Regions from separate parts of the Homo sapiens genome. Here region 2 is linked to region 1. The links are chromatin contacts, found by POLR2A ChIA-PET in ENCODE. All regions are on one chromosome and are shown on one strand. The core of a region is the stretch at or near the end of the contact, and the rest is flanking DNA. Distances in the headings are between cores, read along the strand shown. Region 1 holds the start of ZNF619 (zinc finger protein 619). Region 2 overlaps ZBTB47 (zinc finger and BTB domain containing 47).

Region 1 (6,041 bases), core at 2,296-4,795:
ATTAGCCGGGCGTGGTGGCAGGCACCTGTAGTCCCAGCTACTCGGGAGGCTGAGGCTGGAGAATGGCGTGAACCCCGGAGGCAGAGCTTGGAGTGAGCCGAGATTGCACCACTGCACCCCAGCCTGGGCGACAGAGCAAGACTCCGTCTCAAAAAAAAAAAAAAAAAGTACTATGCAGTCATCATTGTAAAGATTGGTTTGGGCAAAAATCATCAATGGATGCTAAATCTAGGAGGAAATTTTGATGAGAAGCAGAATATTTGCATGATCTTAAATGTCTCCTCATAGATTGCTTATTAGTTACAAGAGGAAAACAGTAACTATACAGTAATCAGAATACCCCTTAGCCAGAAAGTTCAAAGGTGGCCGGCATGACTGAGGAACTTTAATTGATTTCAATTTAAATAGGCACATGTAGCTAGGGGGTACCTTCCTGGACAGTGCAGAATAGATACATCTGTTAATACTCTTCTCTTACTTCCTTCAGAGTCAACAACTAGCTGGGAATATGGACCTCAACTTTTCTTGACATTATGCTCTACCTCTCCATACCTCTGAAACATCACTCTAATTATCAGCACATTCTTTGGTTCCTTGTTTTCTGAAACACTTAGCTTCTCCAGATCTTCTCTATCTGTGATCACTCTTCTGTCCTTTACTTGCACTTACTCTTTCTCCATTAAGTGGGGCTATTGACTCCCTTCTATAGGAAGTGGGTTACAGGGGCAGCACAACATAGTGGCAAATGGCACAGATGTTAAGGCTATGGCTCTCAACATGGGGGCAATTCTGTCCCCCAGAGACTATGTGGCAATATCTGGAGACATTTTTAGTTGTCAGAACTGCAGTGTGGTGGTAATGGTAGTGCTACTGGCATCTAGTAGATAGTGGGCCAGGGCCATTTCTGAATATCCTATAATGAACAGGACATCCCCCAAACAAAGAATTATCTGGCCCAAATGTAAATGATGCCAAGGTTGAAAAACCCTGCTCTAAGCTAGACTCCCTAAGTTCAAATAGTATCTCTAATACTCATTAGCTGTTAACTTTGGATGAGACAATTAAACTTTCTGTGCCTCAGTTGCCCCCATTTGTAAAACTGGGATAACAATAGTAATTATCTGAAAGGACTCTTACAAGAATGGCATTAAGTTATTATCTGTAACGCACGAAGATATCACCTGGCACATGATATCATCTAAATCTCAGCACTTACTACAACCACAGATGAGATTGGGGGAACTTCCTAGAAGATTCTAAATGACAAATGTTCCTCTTAGAGATTGTAGCAAAGACTGACAGGTGTGTGTGTACCCCCTTTCTTTCTTAGTATTGGAATCCTAATTTTACTTGAGGTTGCACTCAACCCGGGCAACCAAGTGGGGCCAATGAAATGCAAGTATAAATATTGTTGGGGACTTATGGGAAGGTTCCTAAAAGAGAGAGGTTCATCTTTTTTTGGGCAGCTCCTCTTCTAGCTGGAATGCACACATGATGGCTAGAGATCAAGCAGCCACCTTGGACAATAAAGTGGCCTAGAGCAGGTGAGACACTGCTAGGATGGTAGAGCAGAAAGACAGAGCCTGAGAGCATAATAGGGGAGCTGCCACACTAGCCCTGTATTGACTCTTGATACTTTTGTATGAGAGAGAAGCCTTTACCTCGTTTAATCCACTGTCATTTGGGGTCCTCTTTGGGGAATCTAATCCTAAGTGATTTCTGTACTTCAGGCAAAGCACCAGGAGAGCACAGCATACCCCCACAGCACACTTCCTGACTTGTAGGAATGAATTTTTGCTGAAGTTCTCGAACAGAAGTGGATGGTCCAATATCCACCAAAAGGACACACACATTGTTTTTAAGTCCTTGGGATGGAGCTTTCTCATTACAAGATACATCCATTACATGATAAACTCAGCTTTCTCATTCCATGATCTAGGACACTGGAGAAAAATCCAGTAAAACCATCATCTACCACCAAGAAAACTGGAGGGAAAAGTCCTCCCAATGCTACATGAATTTGTAGCCAAGAAAGGATATAGACTCTCACAGAGGTTAGACTGACGTCTTCGCATTGAGCTAAAGGCACTGGCTTCAGCTCCAAACTCATCATTCCTCCAAAAATACATCTCCCTCATCAATCTACATTTTCCACATGTTTCCAGTTCTGGCTTCACTGTACCTTAACTGAGTGGTCTGCAGGGTAAACTCCTCCCTTGGAAGTGTCTATTTAACCTCAGAAATGGCTTTTCTTTGTGTACTGTGAACGCAGACTAGCACTCCTCAAATTTTAATCTGCCCTTTAATTTTCCAGATCTTGTAAAAATGTAGATTCTGATTTAGGAGATCTGGGGAGGGGGCCTGACATTTTGCCTAACAAGAGCCCTCTGTAATGCAAAAGCTGCTCATCTCCAGGCCACACTTTCAGTTCTCATGAATGCAGATTCCCACTTTCTAGGATAATTCATTCCTTCTTTTCCAACCTACCTGACTCTCCCAAATTCACCTACTCTCGTTCGTCAACTCCCCTCGCATACTGTTTTTACATACTTTATTGAAGGATGTAAAACTAAGCATGAGACTGGCCAAGTCAGGCTACTGGGGCTGTACTGACCTTCCATATCTGTTCTGAGTATGGAAAGCTGAAAGAAAGCTCTGCTCACCTGGAACCACACTGTCTGGAGCATGGCTGATGACCCCTGGCTTCATGCACTGCCCTCTAGGTTTGAAAAAGTAAGAACCTGCGGAGCTAAGAGAGAACCACAATGAGACTGATCTGTCTCGTCTCCTACACTTGCCGCCTCTTCCCCTCTGTCTCCTGCCACTAGCATTGCAGATATTCTTGGCACACTAGCTGCTGTCATTCACCCTCTCCACTGATTCATGGGATGTTGCAAATGCTCCCTCTGCATATTCTCCTATAGATCTGCTTGGTGACACTGGAAACTCTAGAAAGAATATCTGTAAAGTAAGAGTCAAGAACTGCAGTGGATTCGTGGCTGTTTTTTAAAAAAAATTCTTGGCCCCACTATGAATGCATTACTAAACAGTTTGTATTGAATGCTTCTAGTGTTCATGGCAAAAACCCAAAACAAGTCTCTGGAGAGAAAGTAGGATATAACGGGGACCCCTAAACAAACCACAGGCTGCAGGACAAAATATAAGTGGTGACCCAGCCCCGGGTGACAAGGGTAAGACGCTTAATGTCCCAGCGGGTGATGCTGACCGAAGACCTAACCGGGATCTGAACGCTCCACCCTGGGAAGCAGGAGACCCTATAGTCACGGCTCCCATCCTCCCCATGAATACCGCGACCCGAGGACATCAGGCCAGCTCCTCGGAGCAGGAAGGTCGAGGGCGTCTCTGAAGACTGGGGACTGGGCCCAGGCTCTGGCGGCGGCGCGGGCCCCTCGGCGACCTCTGCAAGGGCCCAAAGCCTGACCTCCAGAACAGGTAGCCGAGTCAGGGAAGCCCGGGAAACTCAACCCGAGCGCTCGCAAGGTGGCCAAGACGGAAGCATTAGCTGGCCGGCCGTCGGTCCCTACAGCCTCTCTAGGAAGCCGGGAGGCTGGCCCTTCTCTATGGTTCCCACGAAACGAAACTCCAACCCTTCGCTTCCCTTCTCCACAACCGCTCTGCGCCTGGTTTGTTTGTTTTTTAATTTTAATTTTTTCGTGTGTTTTTTGAAACGGGGGTCTCGCTATGTTGCGCAGGCTGTTCTCGAACTCCTGAGCTCAAGCTGTCCGCCCGCCTCGGCCTCCCAAAGTGCTGGGAATACAGGCGTGAGCCACCGCGCCCGGCCGCTCCTGTTTTTCTTTATTATTTTCTCTTATGTCTTAGTACCCCAACTACATGATAAATTCCTCCATATTTAACAATTTGTAACTTAATTAACTGAATTCCTAATTCCTTACCTAATTACTTAATTCCTAACTTAACCTTCTAATGAATTTATAGCCCCTGTCTCCCACTGAATGACTGTGACCTAAGACCATGGGGTATGGTGTCTCATTGTCTGCGTTCCTGGCTCCACTCTATATGGACTTGCTCAAGTTATACTTAAATCGTTGCCTCAATTTATCAGTTGAGAATGGTAAAAGTTTGTAATTTATAAATTCAGTGAATTAACTGAGTCAATTCATGCAACAGTTTTGTAAACCAAAAATAAAATTCTAAGTCCCCCAACCAACTGAATGGACCACTTCTCTCAGCCAAAACATTCCAAAGAAAACCTGGCAATCTAGTTCAGGCCATGATGGGAAGCAGGGGATCGGACTTGCCTCGTTATGCCCTTGGAATTCAGGCACTACGGACCAGCATTAACATTAAAACAGAGATCTTGAGACTGACTAAAACTTTTTTTTTTTTTTTCCGAGATGGAGTCTTACTCTGTAGCCCAGGCTGGAGTACAGTTTCCCGATCTCGGCTCACTGCAACCTCCGCCTCCCGGGTTCAAGCAATTCTCCTGCCTCAGCCTCCTGAGTAGCTGGGATTACAGGAACGTGCCAACACGCCCGGCTAATTTTTGTATTCTTAGTAGAGACGGGATTTCACCATGTTGACCAGGCTGGTCTTGAACTAGACCTCGTGATCGCCCGCCTCGGCCTCCCAAAGTGCTGGGATTACAGGCGTGAGCCACCACGCCCAGCCCAAAACAAACTCTTTATAGCAATAAGACATCAAATTCTAACCTGACTCTAGTATAGTCTCATGTGACAGATAACAGGCCCTGAAATAAACTGAAGTATTTTACCCTAAAATGTATTTCTTTGACATATTTTGAAATGACCCTGTAAAGCTGTCTTTTGTGAAGAAAATCTACATCCTGTAAAGAATCCCCTTCACTTTCAAAGTGTTTTCCTTGATCCAGTAGAGAATTAACTAAGAGTTTGGCACCTTTTGAAGTCTGGTAAGAAACATTTACAATCGTTTCTCTCTGAAGCCTGCTACCTGGAGGTTTCATCTGCATAATAAGAACATTGGTCTCCAAAACCCCTTATCTTAACTCAGACATTCCCTTCAATTGATTCCAGGTCTTTAGCTAATAACTTTTTTTTTTTTTTTTTTTTTTTGAGACAGAGTCTTGCTCTGTCGCCCAGGCTGCAGTGCAGTGGCGCGATCTCGGCTCACTGCAAGCTCTGCCTCCCGGGCTCATGCCATTCTCCTGCCTCAGCCTCCTGAGTAGCTGGAACTACAGGCGCCCGCCACCATGCCCAGCTAATTTTTTGTATTTTTAGTAGAGACGGGGTTTCACCGTGTTAGCCAGGATGGTCTCGATCTCCTGACCTCGTGATCCGCCCGCCTCGGCCTCCCAAAGTGCTGGGATTACAGGCGTGAGCCACCGTGCCCAGTCCATAACTCTTTCAACTAATTGCCAGTTAGAAATCTTCAAAAGAAAAGAAAGGAAAGGAAAGGAAAGGAAAGGAAAGGAAAGGAAAAAGGAAAGGAAAGGAAAGGAAATCTTTGAATCCACCTACGCCCTGGAAGGTGCCCCCACACTCCCCACTTCGAGTTGTCCCTCCTTTCCGGATGGAGCTAATGTACATCCTACATTTATTGATTGATATCTTATATCTTCCTAAAACATGTAAAACCAAGCTGTAGCCCGACCACCTTGAGCACAAGATCTCAGGACCCCCTGGGGCTGTGTCGTGGGTCACTGGTCCTCATATTTAGTTTAGAATAAATCTCTTTAAATATTTTACTGAGTTTGACTCTTTTTATGGACAGAGTCCAGTTCTGTACTGAACTAAGTCAAAATAAGTGCTATATTATTGCTGACATTATTATTATTCGTGCGTATCTCACCACTCTCCTGTAAGACACTCCCGTATCTCTTTCTGCAGTCCAGATTTAATAACACTCATGGCAATAGTGCTTCCTATTGGCCAGGCAGTGTGCAGATAGCTTGGAGTTAGAGGTCTGGGTTTGAAACTGCCTGTTGATTTCTAATTATTCTACAAAAGCCTAAAATTCAAAATGTTCCAAACTAATCTCATCATCCTTCCCTCATCCCCCTGTTCCTCCTCCAGGGTTCCCCC
Region 2 (5,868 bases), core at 2,106-4,605, 2.2 Mb before region 1:
TGCTCATCGAAGTACTGCTTCATGTTGAAGTCCTTGCCGCACCATTGGCACATGAACTGCTTGTGGCCAATGTGGATGCTCATGTGTGACCGCAGCTGGTACTTGTACTGGAAGCGCTCATTGCAGTTCTGGGGGTGGGGTTTGGGGGTGAGGCCCAGGCACAGAGCAGAAGAGCAGCCTTTGTGGAGGGAACAGCTCCCCTGTGGCCACAGGGCCAAGGAGGGACACACTCAGGGGCTCCTGGGCAAGGAGATGGGGACATGAGGGCAAGCCGAGGTGCATCTGGGTGGGCAGTACATGGGCACAAGAGGAGAGGCCACAAGCACCCAAGGCTTAGGTGGGGAATGGGGGTCGGAAGTGGGAAAAAGCCAGAGAGTAGAGGGAGCCCCATGCTTAAGGCACGAGGTCCCTCATCCTTCCTCCTGATCAGACGCCCAGCCCCTGCCCCCACCTCCCCACCTGCAGCTCTGTTGTCTCATCTGAGCTCCAGGCCTGGGATGCTCCTGAATCTGCCTCCCCAGAAAGCCTGCTCCTAGGGCTGTAGCCCACACACACTTCCCACCCTGAGTGTGTGGGGCTGGGTTGGGGAAGGAAGGGCAGGATGGGAGTGGGCCAGAGAAGAGTAGGGGCTGGGTGGGAGTGGGAGGCAGGGGCTGCAGACCTCAGAGGGCAGGGCTCTCTCTTTCTGGACACTACATTCCACCCCCTAGCCCTTTGTTTTTCAGCAGCTGCGCTCCCTGATTCCTGCCCCTCCCAGGTGACCCCTCGGGCAGGCCAGGCAGGAGATGGAAGCTCACCTCACATCTGAACGGCTTCTCCCCTGAGTGCTGCAGTGAGTGCACCTTGAGGGACATGCTGCGCTTGAAGGACTTTCCGCAGGTCTCGCAGGTGAAGGGCATGTCCTTGGTGTGGGCTACGAGGTGGGCACCAGGGCCATCATGTTTTACGGGCCTGCCCAAGCACCCCGACGTTGGGCCCAGACCCTGCCTCCTGGGGCAGCCCTGTGCCACCACCCTTCTCTGGGGCTGGCCTTATACTCTGTCCCAGGACCTGTGCTGATTCCCAGGAGAGGCCCCCTGCCTCCATGGCTGGGTCTCCTATCTGCTCTGAAGGTCTGCCTCAGACATGCTGGGGCTCTGTGGTTCTTTAGCCTCTGGTCAAGGGAAGTGGCCAAGGCTGCCTTGCCCCCAAAGCTTCAGGGAAGGATGGAAGGACCCTGGGTGGACCTGGCTTCAGCTCAAATCCCGGCCCGACCACTGGCTTCCCACTCAGTCTCTCTGGACCTCCGCTTCCTCTCCTATAAAAAGGGACTCATAGTGGTCCTGAGCTTCAGGGGTGGTGGGCTTTAGAGGGGACATATGCAGAAAGGCCCTGGTCTCAGGCCCTAGCCAGCAGTCTGGAGGAAGTTAGCTGCACTCCTCCCAGCACCCACGGATGGGTGAGGACTAACAAACTCTTCAAGGATCTGGTAGGTGGCCACTGGAGACAGAAGGCTCACCTTCAAGCTCACAGACACCAGTCCTGGTTTACCCAGCATGCTCCTGGCTGAGACCTAGGCCGCAGGGTCCCAGCTTCCAGTCAGTTCATGCTGGAGGGCCCCCAGCACTGTCTCATGGAGAAAGGGATTAGGACCTGGCCAGGGGCTCACTGTCTGCCTTGGCTACCCCTCCCCCTCAAGGCCCAGACTTGGAGCGGGCAAGGAAGGCAGGGCTGTAGGGACATGAGGCTCTGCCAGGCCCACATACAGCAGGTGGGCAGCCTTGCCTGGGGCAGTGGCGTGGCCAAAACACACAATTGGGGGACCTCCTTACTGTGTCCAGGCATGAACCCTGAGGGGAGGCTGCATTCAGAGAGGCCTGAAGCCCTATGAGGACCAGAAGGTAAGAAAGAATCAGAGGCACAGCTGTCATCAAACTGACACAGGGCCTGTACCAGCCCATACAGCACTTTGTATAATTAGGAAAAGGTATTCTTTTCCCTGGGTGGACACGAGCCCGTGCCAGGATGCACAGCCTGGTTAGCAGTGTGCCAGCTTGATTCCGGTTCCCACCTGCCATCTTGTCCAGGCACCCTTGTGCAATGTGCAGCCTGCCCAACTGTACATGCCAGCCCTGGCCCCAGAGCCTGTCCAGGCTACACCTGCCACTGGAACCAACCTCCCCAGGCCTCCTAGCTGAGAGGGGCCTCCTCACCCCTTCACATTGCCCTTGGATGTGAAGTCTTTCCCATCCACCAGCCAGAAGCTGGTCCATCTCTATCCTCTGGCTCCATCCCCCAGTGGCCCAGACTTACCAACCATGTGCTTACGCACGTGGGCCATGGTGTAGAACTTCTTCTCACAGATCTCGCATGAGAACTTCTTCTCTGCGTAGCCGTGCACAATCTTGTTATGCTCATGGAGGGACCAAAGCTTCTTGAAAGCTTTGCCACATGTCACACACTGCAGAATAAGAGGACTTGAGGCCCTGGGTCCTGAGTCCCCAGGGTCTTGGACTTGGGCAAGCTACTGCCCCCGTCTGGCCTCAGTTTTCCCACTTGAAATATGCTGGAGAGCCCTTGATGCCAACAGCCAGCCAGCTCTGATGTTTCTAAGGTTGGGGATGAAAACTCCTTAAACACCCCCAAACACACAGCCTGGTGTCCTCCTTCATCCTTGAGTTAACTAGGGTCAGGGGTCACCTCTTCCAGGAAATTCCCCACTCTGGGCTCATTTCAACAAGGGCTTCCAAAGGCATCACCCTTTGTCTGTCTATAGAGGTAAGGCAGACAACTAGCTGAAGGGCGCCCTCTGGTATGGAGGCTACACGCAGAGATAACAGGTCCCACAGAGTGAGCCATTATCACTGCTGCCTCCTCCTGCTGGGACCTGTGCCATGACACCATGAATATCGCCAAGAGGATGAGTCCCAGAGGCGTTGGCTGAGGAGGACAGCAGGAGGCTCAAGGTCCCATCAGGCACAGAGAGTGGTGGGGGATCTTGGGGACCATATCCCCCCATTTGTTCTCCTGGACCCTTGTCCTGCCCATCTATGCAGGACACCCCACAGGGATGGAGGCTAGGCCAAGGCTTGGGCAGAAATTGGTCAGGGTACTCAGGTTGGATGGGGCAGAAGCTTCTTTTTCCTTCAGGAGGGAGACTCAGGTGCGCAGCAGTTAGAGCATCAAAGGGCAGCCCAGCAGGCGGGCAAGTGGGCACAGGTACACAAGGGTGGGGCAGGATAGCAGGTGACCCCCGGGTAACACTTTCTCCACAGGGCACTGCAATTAGCAATTAGCGCAGGCAATTAGCACCCACCTACCTGCTACCTTTCCCCCTTCTCCTGGGCCAGAAGAGGTGAAAACCACCCGTGGGAGCCTGGCTGGCCCTGTGCCACCCCACCCTGAGAAGTGAGGCTGGCACAAACAGACTCAGGCTGGCTCAAGGCCCAGCAGCCAGCTCAGCTCCCCTGCTTACCCCAGCAGCCTCTGCTCTTCCCAAATTTCTCACCCAATCCCTTTTTCCCAGGCCCATGGGAGCTGGCATCCCCAAAGAGCTGAAAGTGGGGGCTGCCTCCTGCTGGGCTGCCCCCTCCTCCATACAGCACTTTTGTGGGAAGTGGAGGATGGCATCCCTCTGGGCAAACCCCTCCTCCCATCGTGTGCTCACTTGCTGCAGTGCACAACCTGTGAAACTATACACAGTGGCCCTGCTGGCCTTCCTACAGCCCCCGTGTTTGTTAAAACCCCGTCTGACTCATCCCACCCAGAGTGGCCTGTCTTCTGGCCTTGTCTGCTCAGACAACTCTCCACTCTCATCCTCCCAAGTCCATGTGTCCCCTTTGTCCCTCTGGCCAAGGGTACTGTTTGTTCCAATCCTCTGCACATCTCTTCATGCGCCCAACTCTATCCACCTCTCCCAGGAAGCTCGGCTTGATGTTACCCCTGAGCTCTAACCACCCTGAGAACTGGGCCTGGGCCAGCCTGTCTGGGGGCTAAGTCTGGTCTCCGCAGACCACCTAGGTAATGCAGTCAGCAAGACACTAGGTGCCCAGAGCCCAGTTATGGCCTAGCCCCACCTGGACAGCCTCTGCCCTGCCCCCAGCCACGTGAGGCCCACCTGGATGTTGCGCTCGCAGTCTGTCTGCCTGTGCAGCAGCAGCTCGCTCTCCAGCAGGAAGCGCTTGCCGCACTGGTCGCAGATCTGCATGCGGCTGTGGGTCACATTCATGTGTTTCTCCAGGTACCAGCGGTTGTTGAAAACTCGTGGGCACTTCTGGCATGGATGGTGCTGCTTCTCCTCCAGCTTCACCTTGGCCCCCAGCCCATCAGTGGCTGGCGGCCCTCGGGCCGATGCAGAGGCCACTCCAGGGGGTGGCTTTGGCCTCTTCCCACCCCGCCGCCCAGCTTCTTCAGGTTCAGGGGTACCCCGGCGCCGGGCGTTCTCCCGGGACCGTGTGGCCATGTGACTGTGGGGAGGGGGGTCTGCCCGGCTGCTTCGGCTTCCCCGTGGCCCCTGCTTGCCCCCAGCCTCCCCCTCCTCCCCCTCCTCCTCCTCAGAGCTCTCTTGATCCTGCTCACTAGGCCCTTCCTCCTCTTCCTCCTCCTCTTCCTCTTCCTGCTCACTGTGCCCGTCCTCCTCCTCTTCTTCCTCTTCTCCCTGACTGCCACCCTCTTCCTCCTCCTCCTCCTCCCGTCCACTGCCACCACCTTCCTCTTCCTCTTCTTCCTCCTCCTCCTCCTCGTCGTCCTCCTCCTCCTCGTCCGAGTGTCTCTGCAGCCCGTCCTCCCGGCCCAGAACCACGGTGGCTGGGCTTGGCCCGGCACCTGGCTTCCCCTCTGGCCCCGTGGACACGTGCAGTGTCTGGTTGTTGAGGTTCACCTCCACGATGATCTGGGATTGCTCCCTGCGGCTGTAGGTGCCAGAACCCCCAAGCTCTTCCTCCAACTCTTCTCCACCCTCCAGCTTGCACAAGCTGGCTGGGGGCCCACCGGCCTCCTCGACACCACCCTCCTTCTCCTCCTTAAAGAAGGGCTGGGCTGGCCCAATGGTGGCAGGCACTGTGCCACCAGCAGTCCCTGCCCCGTCCTCAACACGCACCGAGTAAGGGTCAGGGCCCTCGCGGGCATAGATCTTGGGCAGGCCTGGGGTGTCGGCCTCCTGCTTGATGTCACAGTAGTAGGGCGGCGCAGCTGGAGTGCAGCTGGCAGCCGGCTGGGCCAGGGCCACAGTGCCCGGACCTGGTGGGCCTAGAGAGCGGGCGTCCAGCAGCTCTTGGCAGGACGCAGCGATGTCAGCCATCTGCAGCAATGAGGCGGCGCTGAGCACCTCGTGGACGTTGGCCGCGTTGACCAGCAGCTTGGACGTATAGATGAAGTTGAGGATCTGCTGCAGGCCACCAGGTGCCAGTGCCTCCAGGGACAGCTCCACACGCTGCAGCTGCTTGTTCTGGGTGAAGAGTGAGTGGAAGAACTGGCTGTAGGCGGCTAGCACACCCTTGTGTGCCGGAAAGACGCTGCGCTGGGGCACCAGCACCAAGTCCACGTCGCAGAGGTCAGGCTGGAAGAGGCGCTGCTCGTTCAGGCGGCCCATCAAGCAGGCAAAGTGCAGCGCCACGTCCTCCACCAGCGAGAACTCAGCCGCCGGGGAGTCAGTTGTCTTCTCAACCAGCAACTGCGGGGACAGAGGGCACAGGAGTGGGTCAAGGCCAGTGGGCCCCTGCCCGCCCTTCCCCCAGCACCACTCCCAGCATTGCCAGCCATCCAGGAGGCAGCCCATCACTCGTGGCTCCACTTTACAGCAACAGAGCCGAAACTAGCAAGGAAGGGATTCAAGCCTGAGTGAGCTGCCTCAGAGCTCAGGCTCCACTCGTGACCCTCTGAGGCTGAAGA

The links. ChIA-PET counts read pairs that join two places held with the same protein, here RNA polymerase II (POLR2A).
Region 2: POLR2A ChIA-PET joins it to region 1 with 13 read pairs in A673. The contact joins the enhancer-like site here to the promoter of ZNF619 in region 1. POLR2A ChIA-PET finds 5 or more read pairs at or near these places in 2 of 52 experiments (A673 and WTC11).

Annotation. Positions count from the first base shown.
Region 1 is chr3:40,474,626-40,480,666 of GRCh38, reverse strand. ZNF619 (zinc finger protein 619) reads right to left here and starts at 3,545. Exons shown (of 5, transcript NM_001145093.4): 1 at 3,310-3,545; 2 at 2,664-2,749. The coding sequence starts at 2,687. RefSeq lists an enhancer at 3,232-3,371.
Region 2 is chr3:42,658,057-42,663,924 of GRCh38, reverse strand. ZBTB47 (zinc finger and BTB domain containing 47) reads right to left here. Exons shown (of 6, transcript NM_145166.4): 2 at 4,097-5,650; 3 at 2,293-2,440; 4 at 798-913; 5 at 1-128. The coding sequence starts at 5,569. Among named protein-coding and RNA genes, the nearest start is that of ZBTB47-AS1, 6.6 kb to the right of the region's middle. RefSeq lists enhancers at 2,772-3,681, 3,682-4,592. Within about 2 kb of position 3,355, at least 7 of the 41 ENCODE cell types and tissues checked have a DNase peak (open chromatin) inside an H3K27ac peak, as active enhancers do.